2 separate regions of the Homo sapiens genome follow, and region 2 is linked to region 1. A link is a contact called in ENCODE Hi-C data. All regions are on one chromosome and are shown on one strand. The core of a region is the stretch at or near the end of the contact, and the rest is flanking DNA. Distances in the headings are between cores, read along the strand shown.

What was found. Hi-C counts contacts between places; a loop is a spot of excess contacts on that map. Pooled maps may share reads with other maps.
Region 2: a map with no recorded cell type shows a loop between it and region 1 (9-fold over the local background). The contact joins two enhancer-like sites. A Hi-C loop is called at or near these places in 14 of 37 single-sample maps with no recorded cell type and 6 of 50 pooled maps.

Annotation. Positions count from the first base shown.
Region 1 is chr15:74,393,812-74,400,841 of GRCh38, forward strand. LINC02255 (long intergenic non-protein coding RNA 2255) reads left to right here. Exons shown (of 4, transcript NR_146881.1): 4 at 1-945. Among named protein-coding and RNA genes, the nearest start is that of MIR6881, 14 kb to the right of the region's middle. RefSeq lists enhancers at 2,450-2,519, 2,540-2,609, 2,660-3,009, 2,691-3,890, 3,060-3,259 and 5 more. Within about 2 kb of position 3,685, at least 9 of the 41 ENCODE cell types and tissues checked have a DNase peak (open chromatin) inside an H3K27ac peak, as active enhancers do.
Region 2 is chr15:75,109,469-75,116,498 of GRCh38, forward strand. It overlaps LOC124903529 (a long non-coding RNA gene), which reads left to right. Exons shown (of 2, transcript XR_007064720.1): 2 at 1-2,860. It also overlaps the pseudogene LOC100128721. Among named protein-coding and RNA genes, the nearest start is that of C15orf39, 89 kb to the right of the region's middle. RefSeq lists enhancers at 1,502-1,571, 3,497-3,586, 3,617-3,666, 3,687-3,756. Within about 2 kb of position 2,988, at least 4 of the 41 ENCODE cell types and tissues checked have a DNase peak (open chromatin) inside an H3K27ac peak, as active enhancers do.

The DNA of each region.
Region 1 (7,030 bases), core at 2,435-4,934:
ACCTTTACTTTAGCTTTCCACGGTTCTAACAGATTACCTAATTACATATTTCTTATGTCTATTACTATTGTCTGTTTCCATCAGCTAGAAGGAAAGCCCCTTGAGGGCAGGGGCATTTGTTGGTTTTGGTGACTGATGTAAGCCCAGCTCCCAGGACAGTACCTGGCACCCAGTAGGCACTCTATACTTTTGCTGCATGAATGAGTGAATGGATTAGGGGCCCCACTCACCACCAGGTCTCGTTCCCACATCCTTCAGAGCTTTTCAATCTACACTTGAATCCCCAACCCAAACTCGCTGCCTTCCCCAGGCCCTCACTGTTTCTCGTCTGGGTCCCCAACTCATAACAGCCCCTGACTGTCCCCGGTCTCCAGCAATCCCCTTCCAATCCAACACCGCTGTGAAAGGCAGGATAGCAAGGTGATTCTGGCGTGGGCTCAGGGTCCTTTCTCTGGCTCTGCTGTTTACCAGCAGTGTGACTTTGGACTGGTTCCTTAACCTTCCTGTGCTCCAGTTCCACATGTTGTGATAATAGCACTTCTCTCATAGGGGTTACAGTGCTGAGAGGTTTAAATGAGATGCTGCATGCAAAGCACATTATAAATGTGGATTATTGCTTTACACTTGCCAGATCTTGGTACCAGACAAAGGAGATCCGAATCTGCTGAAAACTGTCCCTTGGCTCCTGGTAGTTTTCAGTTTCTTCTCTGCACCCAGGGGCCCTCCCAAGCTGGTCTCCTTCTCACTTGCCTGGTCTGTCCCTTCTTGCTCCCGGTCCCACCAAACTCCCCAGGGCCTCCTGAGCCCGTCATGCTGCCTCCTGCCCTGGCCTGGGCATTGGGTGTTTTCTCTACTCTTCACTGACTTTTACTTGCTTTCTTACTTAACAGAAATCCCAGAGCTTTTTTGCACTTTCATACACAGAAAACTTTCAGATTTTTTTTTCGAGACAGGGTCTCGCTTTGTTGCCCAGGCTGGAGTGCAGTGGTGTGATCTCAGCTCACTGCAACCTCCGCCTCCCAGGTTCAAGCAATTCTCGTGCCTCAGCCTCCCGAGTACCTGGTGCACACCACCACGCCTGGATAATTTTTGTATTTTTAGTAGAGACAGGGTTTTGCCATGTTGGCCAGGCTGGTCTTCAACTCCTGACCTCAAGTAATCTGCCCACCTCAGCCTCCCAAAGCGCTGGGATTACAGGCGTGAGCCACCGCACCCAGTCTCACATTCTTTTTAGAGCTGTCTTGAATTCCATCATGGGGACATACCATTGGGATATATCAGTCCCAAGCTGATGGCTATTAATGTTTTTGATCTTCTGCCATCACAAGTATGCAGCTTGGTGTGTGTGCATCTGTCATATTCGTTCGGGTGTCTCTGTAAGACAGACTCCTGGAAGTGGGATTACTGGGTCAAAGGTAGCTAGTAAAGCACGACGGGCCTTGCCAGCCCAGTGTGCTCCCCACCAGACCCAGGATCTAGCCCCAAGTCTGAGTGATGCAGAATTCACGCCCTCACCTCTGTGCCATCCTGCCTCCTTCAGCAGTAGGGCTGGAGCGCATGGTGAGGGGCCAGTTCTACTTTCTGCCTCAGTCAGGATCGGTCCACTTGAGCGTGATATGTGGGGGCCGAGCCGGGAGGCGTTGGAGCTAGCCGAGGAGATGAGGCCAGCCCCCAAACACTTCCAGAACACTCTGAGCCTTCATGAAGGCTGCAGGAGGGAGCATGGCCTCTTGCCCACATTCTCCCCACCTGGGATCTTCTCTCTGGCGGCTGCCTCTGCCTCCCCATCAGCGCCAGAGCAGGACTGGCAGTGGCACCCCAGGCACCAGTGAGCAGGCTACAGGGTCCGTCCCCACCTAGGGCTGCATGGTCAGACCCCTTGAAGAGGGAATGGCAGAACCTCAAGACCTTGGGTGGAGGGCAGCCCAGGAGAGCCAGCCCCAGGCCATGCCATGGCTCCGTGGCTCATGTGGGCAGCCCCCCACTGGCCCTCACAGAGGCAGAGCTGAGTCAGCAGCCAGGGTCGGGGTGCCTCTGAGGCCCAGGCCTACTTCACTGGGAGGTGTCCCTGCACAGAAGTGAGAGGGCTCAGGAGGGGCCTGGCTCTCTGCCTCTGCTGCTTCAGGAAAAGTCCTGCTCCTTGGCTGAGCCCTCAGGGTCCTTCTCCAGCCCCCTGCCCACCGCCTGCCCTCCGGTCTCCTACACCCCCTCACACTCCAGTCAGTCATGTGGAAATGCTTGCAGTTCTCCACATGGGTTATTCCACTGCCTGCCTCCACGCCTCTGACCACGCAGCTCCTTCTTTTCCAGCTAACTCCCACTTGTCCGCAAAGACAATTCAAGAGTCCCTTGGAGCAGCCTGTTCGCACCTATGCACTCACACAGCACCTTGTTTGTTTAGACCCGCCCAGTGCCTCACAGCAACCCCATCTGGGTTCACTGTCAGAGCTCTGAGCCCACGGGGCTACTCGTCCCAAAGGCATACAGCATGTCCCAACATCTGACTTCGAAGCTGGGACAGGCCTGGCTCCGGGAGGGACAGAGGCTTCTACCTGGGGTAGCTGAGCTGTCCAAAGAAGTTTCAGCCATGTCGAGCCCCTGGCGTTGCCGAAATCCCCCACCCCACGGTGCCACAGCACCAGGGCAGCCCCTAGGAAAAGCCAGCCCCTCAGAGGCCCTGTGCTAAAGACCAGAAATTGCCCCTGGGTCTCCGCAGGAGTTCTGCAATGGGGAAGTGAGCCCTCCTGAGGCCTGGCTGGCAGGAGGCTCTTCAAGGCCAGCATCATGTGGACTTCCCCCAACCACTCGCGTTTCTGCACAGCAGCCACGGAGACCTGGGGGCTGCTGAAAAACGAGATCAGAAGGCAACGTCAGCCTGAGTGGGCTGAAACCTGAGATGAGGAAATGAGAAGACGTCAGGGGGCTGGAGGACATGGGTTTGAGGACAGCCAGCACCCAGCACTGCAGCTGAGGCCTCCTGAGGGAGCCAGAGGGAAAGCAAGTCCCCTCCCTGCGGCCTGAGTCTCTGCCAGTGCCCAGCACTCCCAAAGGATCCACCCCAACCTGAGAGACCCCAAAGACATTGGAGCAGCCCCAGACACCTCCTCCCAGGGCCACAAAGGCCCCTGACAAGCCCACAGCAGTCCAAGGCCTCCAACTGGAGTCATCTTTGGTAAATCTGGGGCCCATCAGCACCCACTGCCCTTCCTGGTGCCCTAAGCATGCTGGCAGGGGGACTGGAAACTGCATCCCAGTTTGCAGTGGGTGTATGTCTCATACACCCACAATACCTGATGTGGGCGTGACTCACCTTGGGGACCTGTGAGTCAATAAGGGTGTATGAGTAAGGGGCAGAGCATTTCAACTTAGTCCCATAGCACATGAGCTCACTAAGCAAACATTACCTATGTCTAGATTTGGGGCCAGTCACTACCCACTGGAGGCTGTGGGCTCCAAGGTATGGCAGCAGGGGAGGCCAGCCAGGCTCTGCCCAGCTTGCCCCTCCTTGTGAGGACGGACCCAGCCAGGCCTCCCGCATCCGCCCTTAGACTGGGGGACCCTGGGTGGGGGTAGAAAGGGGGACTGAAAGTGGTGTCTGGAGTTAAGCCCATCTCCTCATCCCCCACCATGGGGATCAAGATGGGGGCTAAGAGTCACCCCACCACCACCCCAACCCACTCTGAACGCAAAACAGAAGGGGACAAGCAAAACAGAACTGAAACTGGGCAAAGGAGAAACAGGTCTGGGCCCGCCCCAGGGACCTCTGTATCTCACCCCTTACCCATACACATCCTGACCAGGGCCTCTCCCCCAGCCTGGGAAAACCTTTCAAGCTTGGCCCTCTCTCACCTGGGCTCTCTCAGCCTCCTGCCCTCCCCCATCTTCCCTGCTCCCAGCCTCATGCTGCCCCAGGCCTCACCCCATCAGAGCTAAAAGGACCCCAGGCTGGGCATCTGTAGATCAGGGATCTGGTCTCCCTCTGCCACTACCTTTTGGGATGACCTTTGGGAAGTCATTCCCTTCTCTGAGCCACAGTTTCCTCATCTGGCCTGGGCTGTGGGCATAGAATCTGCAGGTGAGGGCTCTAATGGGTGAGTTTCAGGCCAGGCTGAGACTTTTCACATTATAACACTGAGGCACCCAGCACCTTGACTACCACTCATCCTGGGGACTTGGGAAGGGACAGAGGCTGGGATTGGACAGTAACAGCCAAGACCTTCCCAGGGCACAAACGCTGCCTCCCTGAAGCCTGCCCTGACTGTCCATGCAGGTCACTCCCATCACTTCACCTCCTCCTTCCCTCCACTCAGCACCAGCCACCACTGGGTCACATCTATGTCCCTTTGGCTCTGCAAGAGCAGCCTGGACCCCTGCATCCCCTACCCCAGCACAGGCCTGACACCAAGCAGGGGCTCAACAAAATATGTGTTGAAGGCCAGGCACAGTGACTCATGTCTGAAATCTCAGCACTTTGGGAGGCCAAGGCCAACAGATCTCTTGAGTTCAGGAGTTCGAGACCAGCCTCGGTAATGTGGTGAAACCTCATCTCCACAAAAGATACACAAAATTATCTGGGTGTGGTGGCATGCACCTGCAGTCCCAGCTGCGCGGGAGGCTGATGTGGGAGGATTGCTTGAGACCAGGAGACGGAGATTGCAGTGAGCCAAAATTGCACCACTGTATTCCAGCCTGGGTGACAGAGCAAGACCCTGTCTCAATGTCTCTCTCTCTCTCTCTCTCTGTGTGTGTGTGTGTGTGTGTGTGTGTGTGTGTTGAAAGAATAAAGGCAGAGAAAATAACAAGTGTTGGTGAGACTGTGGCAAGATTAGAGCCCTCACACTCTGATGGCGGGGATGTAAAATGGTATCACCTCTGTGGAAAGCAGTTTGTCAGTTGCCCAAAACGTTGAACACAGAGTTACCATGGGATTCTGCAGTCCCACTCCCAGGTAAATAGATGTTCCAAAGAGTTGAAAACATCTGATCACACAAAAACTTGTACACAAATATTCATACAGCGTTATTCTGGATATTATTATAACAGCCGAAAAGTGGGAACAATGTCCATGTCCATCAACTGAGGCACAGATAAGCAACATGGCCTAGCCACACAATGAGCTCTCATTCAGCAGTGAGAAGATGGGGCGTCCTGGTTCAGGCTACCACATGATAACCCCTGAAAACAGTATGCTAAGTGAAAGAAGTCAGACACAAAAGGTGACATGTACAATTCCATTTATATGAAATGCCTAGAAGCTGGATGCAGTGGCTCACGCCTGTAGTCCCAACTATTTGGGAGGCCCAGGCAGGAGGATTACTTGAGCCCAGGAGTTTGAATCCAGCCTGGAAAACATAGCGCGACCTCATCTCTGAATAAATTATTTAATTTAATTTTTTAAAAAATGTCCAGAAGAGACAAATGCATAGAGACAGAAAGTACATTAGTTGGGGGACAAGGAAAGGGGAAGTAACTGCTAACAGGCACGAGGTTTCTTGGGGGTGATGGAATGTTCCAGAGTTAGCTAGAGGTAGGTGTCATAGAGCATTATGAATATACTCAAAACCACTGCAATGTGCATTTTGAAATGGCAAAATTTGTGTTATATGAACCTTTACTCAATAAATACATAAATAAATAAATAATAAATAAATAAATAAATAAATAAATAAATAAAAAGGCAACAACAGCCACCCCAGGGACAGGTTTGGAAAGCCAAACTTGTCTGACTGGCTGGGTGGCTTGTCTATTTGTGTGTTTCTTAAAACAGCATCCTACAGGAGAACTATTCTTTGCTCAGGGAAACCCCCACCCCCTCACTCCACTCCTACCTCGAGACAAGGCCTCTGAGGAGCAGATGGGAGGAGAGGGGCTCTGGGGAAACATAGGGGGCATTGCAGTGGGGTGCTGCCCTCTCCTTGGGCAGGTGCCCCCATGATGAGCAGACTCAAGGTCCAGCTACAGTCCCAGCTCTGGTACAGGTCCTGTCCCTTTCCTCAGTTTCCCCATCTGCAGTCTGCCTCCCGGGGTCTTTCTGAGGTCAGTATGTAGCATGACAGAGCCTGAGAACTGCCAAACTGCCATGTTCTCTCAGAGACCCCTTTTTGGCATGCATTCCAGATGTGGGACCAGAGGTTGGGAAGTTCTTCCTTTGGTCTGACCACAGTATTCCACTTGGAGACAGCAGTGGGAAGAGGCCTTCCACTGAGTCACCCTGACTCAACTTTCATCAGCTTCAGGCCCCCCGTGGGGGTCCTTCCCCCACCGGATGCTCACTTTGCTGTAATGGGGCAGGATGTGGGTTCCCTGCTGTGGGAGAGCAGCCCCCACAGCAGCTGCTCCCTAAGATGGTTCTGGCAGGAACCAATGAGAGGAGAAAGCTGATCCTCAACCCCTGCAGGGGCCCTGCAGCCCAAGCAGAGGGCCTCTCAGCCCACCTCGGTCCCAAGTAGGACAGATTGACAGGTGACCTCCCTGTCTCAGAGCCTCAGGGTGTCTTGGAACAAGTGATCCCATCATCTTCCTCTGAGGTCCAAGACTCGGGTGCTAATGGACTCTGTGTAGGGAACCCTGGTCACTGGGGCAGACTCTGTCCCAGACCTGATCTTTGCCATTTTGCCAGAGTGGCCCACCTGACTGCTTCTCTCTGCTGTGTGTATCACTTGTATTAACCGCGAACCCAGCAAAGAGAGCAGGAGCTTGGGCCGGGCACAGTGGCTCACACATGTAATCCCAGCATTCTGGGAGGCTGAAGCAGGTGGATGACTTGAGGTCAGGAGTTTGAGACAAGCCTGGTCAACATGGTGAAACCCCGTATCTACTAAAAATTAAAAAAAAAAAAAAATTAACCAGGCGTGGTGTAATCCCAGCTACTCAAGAGGCTGAGGCAAGAGAATCACTCGAACTCGGGAGGCAGAGGTTGCAGTGAGTCAAGATCGTGCCACCGCACTCCAGCCTAGGCAACAGAACAAGATCCTATCTCAAAAAAAAAAAAAAAAAGTAAAAGTAGAACCCCTGTTTCTTGAGGACAAAG
Region 2 (7,030 bases), core at 1,738-4,237, 710 kb after region 1:
CATGGCACAGAGGCATGTAAACCACCCGGGTGGGGAGAGAATAGGCCCAGGGAGACACAGCCACCGGGGCCCAGAAAGCTGGCTTTGGTTTTGTGGGGGGTGTGGGCCGCAGAGTTCAGGATTGGGGCGTGGCAGCAAGGCAGGGGCCCAAGCGCCTGAAAACCACAGCCCACCCCCTTGGCTTGGAGAAGGGCGAGGTCCCCACCTGTCTACCATGATTTTCTCAGACCCAGTCTGCTCCAATAAGCAGCCCCCGCTCGGCTGGACCGTCTCCCAATTTCCCTTCCCAAATACATACTCTGACTGTGGGTCTAGATGCCTCCTACATCCTGAGTGCCTTGTGGCCAGCCAGCAGCAGCAGCAGAGCTGCCCAGAGGAACTGTGCTGGATCTAGTAGGGGGAGAAGGGAGAACAGGCCCTTCTGGGACCCCAAGATCCCGTGCAGGGAGCACATCTGGGTTCCAAACCCACAAAAGGAAACGTGGCCAAGAAAGCAACCAATCTCCACCCCCGGCAGGGTTGGGCTGCACCGCCATACTGTGACTGTGCTGGCTACAGTCCCATGGCGATGGGGAACTCACAGCCCCGTGCCCCTCCAACCAGAGGTCCCTGGGCTGGGCAACTTAGATAATTAGGAAGGTCTTCCTTCCCTTAAGGTCCTCCTCTGGCCTCTGGAGCTATGGGATCTGCTGTTCTTTGGTACCAGTAATCCACATGTGAGGCCCCATTTTTCTCCTAAGTCACTGTAGGATCTTGGGCCTCAGTTCTCCATCTGTTTAGCAAGGGAGAGCAGAGGAGAGCCAGTCCTTCCACTTCCCACCTGCCCTGACATTTTATGACTCAGTGATACACTGACGCCTGTCCCGTTCTGCCTCCTTGCCTTCTCTCCTCCAAGTTGCCCAGCTCCATCACCTTCCCTGCCCCTCCCTTGACCTTCCACCTCCCCTGGGCTGACAAGAGCTGAGGGTGGTCAGAAGTCGGCCCGGCTTCCCACCTGACACAGAGGACTGCTCGAAGGAGATGCTGGTCACTAAGAGCAGGGCAGCAGCTGTAACAAGCCAGCATTCTGGAAGCTCCTGGAAATCATATTGCAGAATGCTGGCCTGGCAAGGGGTGAGGGTAAGGGTCTAGGGTGGGGAACAGTGAGTTCTATATAGCAGGGGAGCCAGGACAAGTGCTGTCCATGCTGGAATGCTTCGTTCTGAGCAAGAATGACATCACAGACAACCCCTGCTCCATGCTTATTACCATGGGCTGCCCAAACCCCCACCCACACAGGGAGGGCAGCGGGAGGGGACAGAAATGAATGGGCACAAGCTGTGGCATAAATTCTGGTGGAGGATGGAGGGAAACGATGCCAGAGCATCTAGCCAGGCCATAGCCTCACAAGCTCTGTCCCTGAGACAGGATTTCTGCAACACTGGAGAGGGATGGTACCCAGCCATCCATGACTTCTGTGCCAGGCCCGACTTGTGTTTAATTGTATACATTATTAATGGAACTGGTGGCAAGGGGCTGGGGCTCAGTCTGTGACCAGCATCAGGGCTCAGTCTATGACCAGGTTCAGTGCTTTATCTAGGACCAGGACCAAGACTCATTCTGTGGTAGGATCAGGGCTTAGTGAGTGATCAGGATGAGAGCTCAGTCTGTGACGAGATCATGGGCTCAAGCCTATAGCTCACATTAAGGATCCCCTCCGGGTGGGGCTCAGAGCCAGGGACATTGTGGAAAGTGTCTGAAGGCAAGGTGGGGTCAGCTGGGAGAGAGGGGAGAAGTGGAAGCATGAAGGCCAAGAGGTCCCTGGGCCTGAGGCCAGCTGTGTGAAAACAGAAAAGAGAGTCAGGACTCCAGCTCTGCCACTCACTGGCTGTGTGATTTTGGAGAGTTACTTCCCTTTTTGAGGTCTATGTTGTCTTGTGCGTAAAATGGGAATATTAGGCCGGGCACAGTGACTCACACCTGTAATCCCAGCACTTTGGGAGGCCGAGGCAGGCAGATCACGAAGTCAAGAGATTGAGACCATCCTGGCCAACATGGTGAAACCCCGTCTCTACTAAAAATATAAAAATTAAAGCCCAGGCGAGGTGGCTCACGCCTGTAATCCCAGCACTTCGGGAGGCCGAGGTGGGAGGATCACGAGGTCAGGAGATCAAGACCATCCTGGTTAACACGGTGAAACCCCATCTCTATTAAAAATACAAAAAATTAGCCTGGCATGGTGGTGGGCGCCTGTAGTCCCAGCTGCTGGGGAGGCTGAGACAGGAGAATGGTGTGAACCCAGGAGGCAGAGCTTGCAGTGAGCCAAGACTGCACCACTGTACTCCAACCTGGGCAACAGAGTGAGACTGTCTCAAAAAAGACAAAAAATGAGCTAGGCGTGGTGGCAAGCACCTGTAGTCCCAGCTACTTGGGAGGCTGAGGCAGGAGAATCACTTGAACCCGGGAAGCAGAGGTTGCAGTGAGCCAAGATCACGCCACTGCACTCCAGCCTGGCAACAGATCAAGACTCCGTCTCAAAAAAAAAAAAAGGGGGGGAATATTAGTTAGGTGCAGTGGCTTACAACGTTAATCCAGCACTTTGGGAGGCCAAGGCGGGAGGACAGATTGAGCCTAGGAGATTTGAGACCAGCCTGGGCAACACAGTAAGACCCTGTCTCTATAAAAAATTTAAAAGGTAGCTGGGCATGGTGGGGCCCGCCTGTAGTCCCAGCTACTTGGGCGGCTGAAGCAAGAGGATCGCTTGCGCCCAGTAATTCAAGGTTGCAATGAGCTACAATTGGGCTACTGGGCTCCATCCTGGGTGACAGAGTGCGACCTTGTCTCTGAAAAATAATAATAATAAAATTTTTAAAAGTGGGAATTTTGACTTCTGTTCTGCCTTTGAGATAGAGTCTTGCTCTGAGTCACCAACATGCAAGTTACTATTTCACAAAGCACCAAGAACCCTTATCAATACCTGCCTCCCAAGATTATTCACAGGAGTGAGAATGCACTTCATGAGACAGCAGAAAAAATGGGGAGGGGTTGTTTGCTCAATTTCCAAAGGAGAATTGCTTCAGACAGGAAAATCTCAAAAGGAAACAGCCTTACTGTTGTCATGGCTTCTCCTCACAGTTCTTCTGGTCAGTTTTTATTCCCCAAAATAATGTGTACAGAGTATTTACAGTCAGAGAATGCTAAAGGATTACAACAAAAATAACACGCTCTTTACCCCACGTCAGCCTGCTCGCCAAAAGCAGCCATTTCAACTTATTCAGTTGTTTCTTCTGGTTTTTACTCCCTAAATAAAGCATTGATTTCAATTCTGGTTATCTCCCAAGAGGTCCAATTTAGATGCTGTCTCTAGGGCTCCCTATTGTGACAGAGGAGGTTCACTTACACTCTTTCTCCTCTCCTTTCAATATCATACCACCACAACTCTTGGTTACATTCACAATCACTAAAAAGTGTTTATGGCTGAAACAACTAATATACTATCTTTTTCAATCTCCTTTCCCCCACAGAGTTAATCATTGTCTCATTTTTTTCACTTGCTTATTTTCTTTGACCCATGATTAGATCTTCTGCAAAAGCCCAGTAAGATAATTCTCAATACTGATTTTCACTATCAGTTCCAGTTCCTTAATTTTTTTTTCCCTTGAGACACCCTTTCTGGAGCCCTCAGTTCTCCTGCCTCCATCTGAGCCAGAAGCTTTCCAGATCAGCAGCACAGTCGTCATCCAGAGGCTTCCCTTTGCCAACATTCTGCAACGTCATTTCTTCTCTTTCCTCTATGGATCTCTGATTTTTCTGGGTTCCATTTCTTCTTTCTTGGTTTATGCCCTTTTAGGGTGGAGCACATCCTCCAGTTCCTTCCTGAGGAAGTTTTCACGGAAGACAATTTTTTTTTTTGTCTGAAAATGTCTTATTTTCTACCCTCACACTGGGTTGATACTTTGGCTGGGTATATAATGATTTTCCCTCAGCAACTTTAAGGCATTGTTTCATAAACTTCTAGTTTCTAATATTGCTGTTGAGAGGTCTAATACTGATCTGGCTCAGATTCTCTCTCTCTCTCTTTTTTCCTTTTTTTTTTTTTTTTTGAGATAAGAGTCTTGCTCTCTTGCCCAGGCTGGAGTGCAGTGGCACGATCTCGGCTTACCTCCACCTCCCAGGTTCAAGGGACTTTTGTGCCTCAGCCTCCCAGGGAGCTGGGACTAGCACCACCACACCCAGATAATTTTTGTAATATTCTTCCCCTGAGATGGAGTCTTGCTCTGTCACCCAGGCTGGAGTGCAGTGGTGTGATCTCGGCTCACTGCAACCTCCACCTCCCGGGTTCAAGCAATTCTCCTGCCTCAGCCTCTCGAGTAGCTGGGATTACAGGTATGAGCCACTATGCTACCCATTTTTTTTTTTTTTTTTGAGACAGGGTCTCACTCTGTCGCCCAGGCTGGACTGCAGTGGCACAATCACAGCCCACTGCAGCCTTGACTTCCCAGGATCAAGCAATCCTCCCACTTCAGCCTCCCGAGTAGGTGGGACTACAGGTGTATGCCACCACCCTTGTCTAATTTTTTTAGTTTTTTGTAGAGCTGGGCCTCACCATGTTGCCCAGGCTGTTCTTGAACTCCTGGGCTCAACAATCCTCCCACCTTCGCCTCCCCAAATGCTGGGATAACAGGCATGAGCCACGGGGCCCAGCCAATCTTTAAGTTCTTTAAACAAATGTTTCAGTTTTCAGAGTATATGTTTTGCCTTTCTTTAAAAAAAATTTATTTCTGGAAGATCTGGGGCTCCGAATCCAGCTAGGATGGCTGTGGTTCCGCTACTGCTGTCTGGGGGTTTGTGGAACACCGTGGGAGCGTCCAATCTGGCTGTTACTCGCGGCTCTATGGTGAAGCTGCTCGAAATGCACTACAGTGTCCATCTGCAGTCACACGATGTGCTCTATGGGTCAGGTACTGGGCAGCAGTCAGTGACAAGTGTAACCTCCATGGATGACAGCAACAGTTACTGGAGAATATGGGTAAGATCACCACAGCTGGTGAGAGGGGAACCCCCATCAAGTGCTGCCAGCCCATCCGGCTGACACATGTCAACACTGGCTGAAACCTCCACAACTTTCTGAAAACCAGGAAGTGGGTGCTTTTGGTGAGGAAGGTGAAGGTAGTCACCTGGATGACTGGACCATACTCTGTAACGGGCCCTACTGGGTGAGAGATGGTGAGGGGTGGTTCAAACATTCTTCCATTGAGGAACCGCTGTCTGTCACAGGAGAACGATATGGTGGACCCATCAGTGGGCAAAAAGAGACGCATGGTCTGGCCTAGCCAAGCCGAGCAACGACTGGAAAGCCATGGAAGGCATCTTCATGAGGCCCAGTGAGTTGTTGAAGGCAGGAGGCCACCATGCAGAGGTAGGAGTCTGGAGGCTCTGAGCCACTGTCACTACACAGTTTGTAGACATCTGTGCTGCTTCACCTTGGGATCCCTGCCACAAGTTCCCCAGGAGTGGCCATGTTACTACTGAGATGAAGATGTGCAATGGAAAACAGTGGCTGTGTTCACAAGCTCCAGCCCTGCACATTTGAATTGGCTGCTCTCCCAGACTTGGGTCAGTACTTTCTGAGTAGAGGACTTGCTGGTGACAGGGTGGATGCTTTTTATTCATACTGGTGTGTCCGGAATTGGTGGGTTCTTGGTCTCACTGACTTCAAGAATGAAGCCACGGACCCTTGCGGTGAGTGTTACAGTTCTTAAAGGCGGTGTGTCCGGAGTTTGTTCCTTCTGATGTTCGGATGTGTTTGGAGTTTCTTCCTTCTGGTGGGTTCCTGGTCTCACTGGCTCAGGAGTGAAGCTGCGGACCTTTGCCGTGAGTGTTACAGCTCTTAAGGCGGTGCGTCTGGAGTTGTTCGTTCCTCCCGGTGGGTTCGTGGTCTCGTTGGCTTCAGGAGTGAAGCTGCAGACCTTTGCTGTGAGTGTTACAGCTCATAAAAGCAAGGTGGACCCAAAGAGTGAGCAGCAGCAAGATTTGTTGCAAAGAGCGAAAGAACAAAGCTTCCACAGTGTGGAAGGGGACCCGGGTTGCCACTGCCAGCTCGGGCAGCCTGCTTTTATTCTCTTATCTGGCCCCACCCACATCCTGCTGAGTGGTAGAGTCCAGTGGTCTGTTTTGACAGGGCGCTGATTGGTGCGTTTACAATCCCTGAGCTAGACACAAAGGTTCTCCACGTCCCCACCAGATTAGCTAGATACAGAGTGTGGCCACAAAGGTTCTCCAAGTCCACTCTGTATCTACCAGAGTAGCCAGATACAGAGTGTCCACTGGTGCATTCACAAACCCTGAGCGAGACACAGCGTGCTGATTGGTATGTTTACAAACCTTGAGCTAGATACAGAGTGCCAATTGGTGTATTTACAATCCCTTAGCTAGACATAAAGGTTCTCCAAGTCCCCACCAATCTCAGGAGCCCAGCTGGGTTCACCCAGTGGATCCTGCACCGGGGCTGCAGGTGGAGCTGCCTGCCAGTCCCGCGCCGTGTGCCCGCACTCCTCAGCTCTTGGGTGGTCCATGGGACTGGGCGCCTTGGAGCAAGGGGTGGCGCTCCTGGGGGAGGCTCCGGCAGCACAGGAGCCCACGGAGTGGGGTGGAGGCTCAGGCATGGCGGGCTGCAGGTCCCGAGCCCTGCCCCGTGGGAAGGCAGCTAAGGCCCGGCGAGAAATTGAGCACAGAAGCTGCTGGCCCAGGTGCTAAGCCCCTCACTGCCCGGGGCGGTGGGGCCGGCCGGCCGCTCCGAGGTCCGCTGAGCCCACGCCCACCCGGAACTCGCGCTGGCCCGCAAGCACCGCGCGCAGCCCGGGTTCCCGCCGCGCCTCTCCCTCCACACCTCCCGGCAAGCTGAGGGAGCCGGCTCCGGGCTTGGCCAGCCCAGAAAGGGGCTCCTACAGTGCAGCGGCGGGCTGAAGGGCTCCTCAAGTGCCGCCATAGTGGGAGCCCAGGCAGAGGAGGCGCGGAGAGCGAGCCAGGGCTGTGAGGACTGCCAGCACGC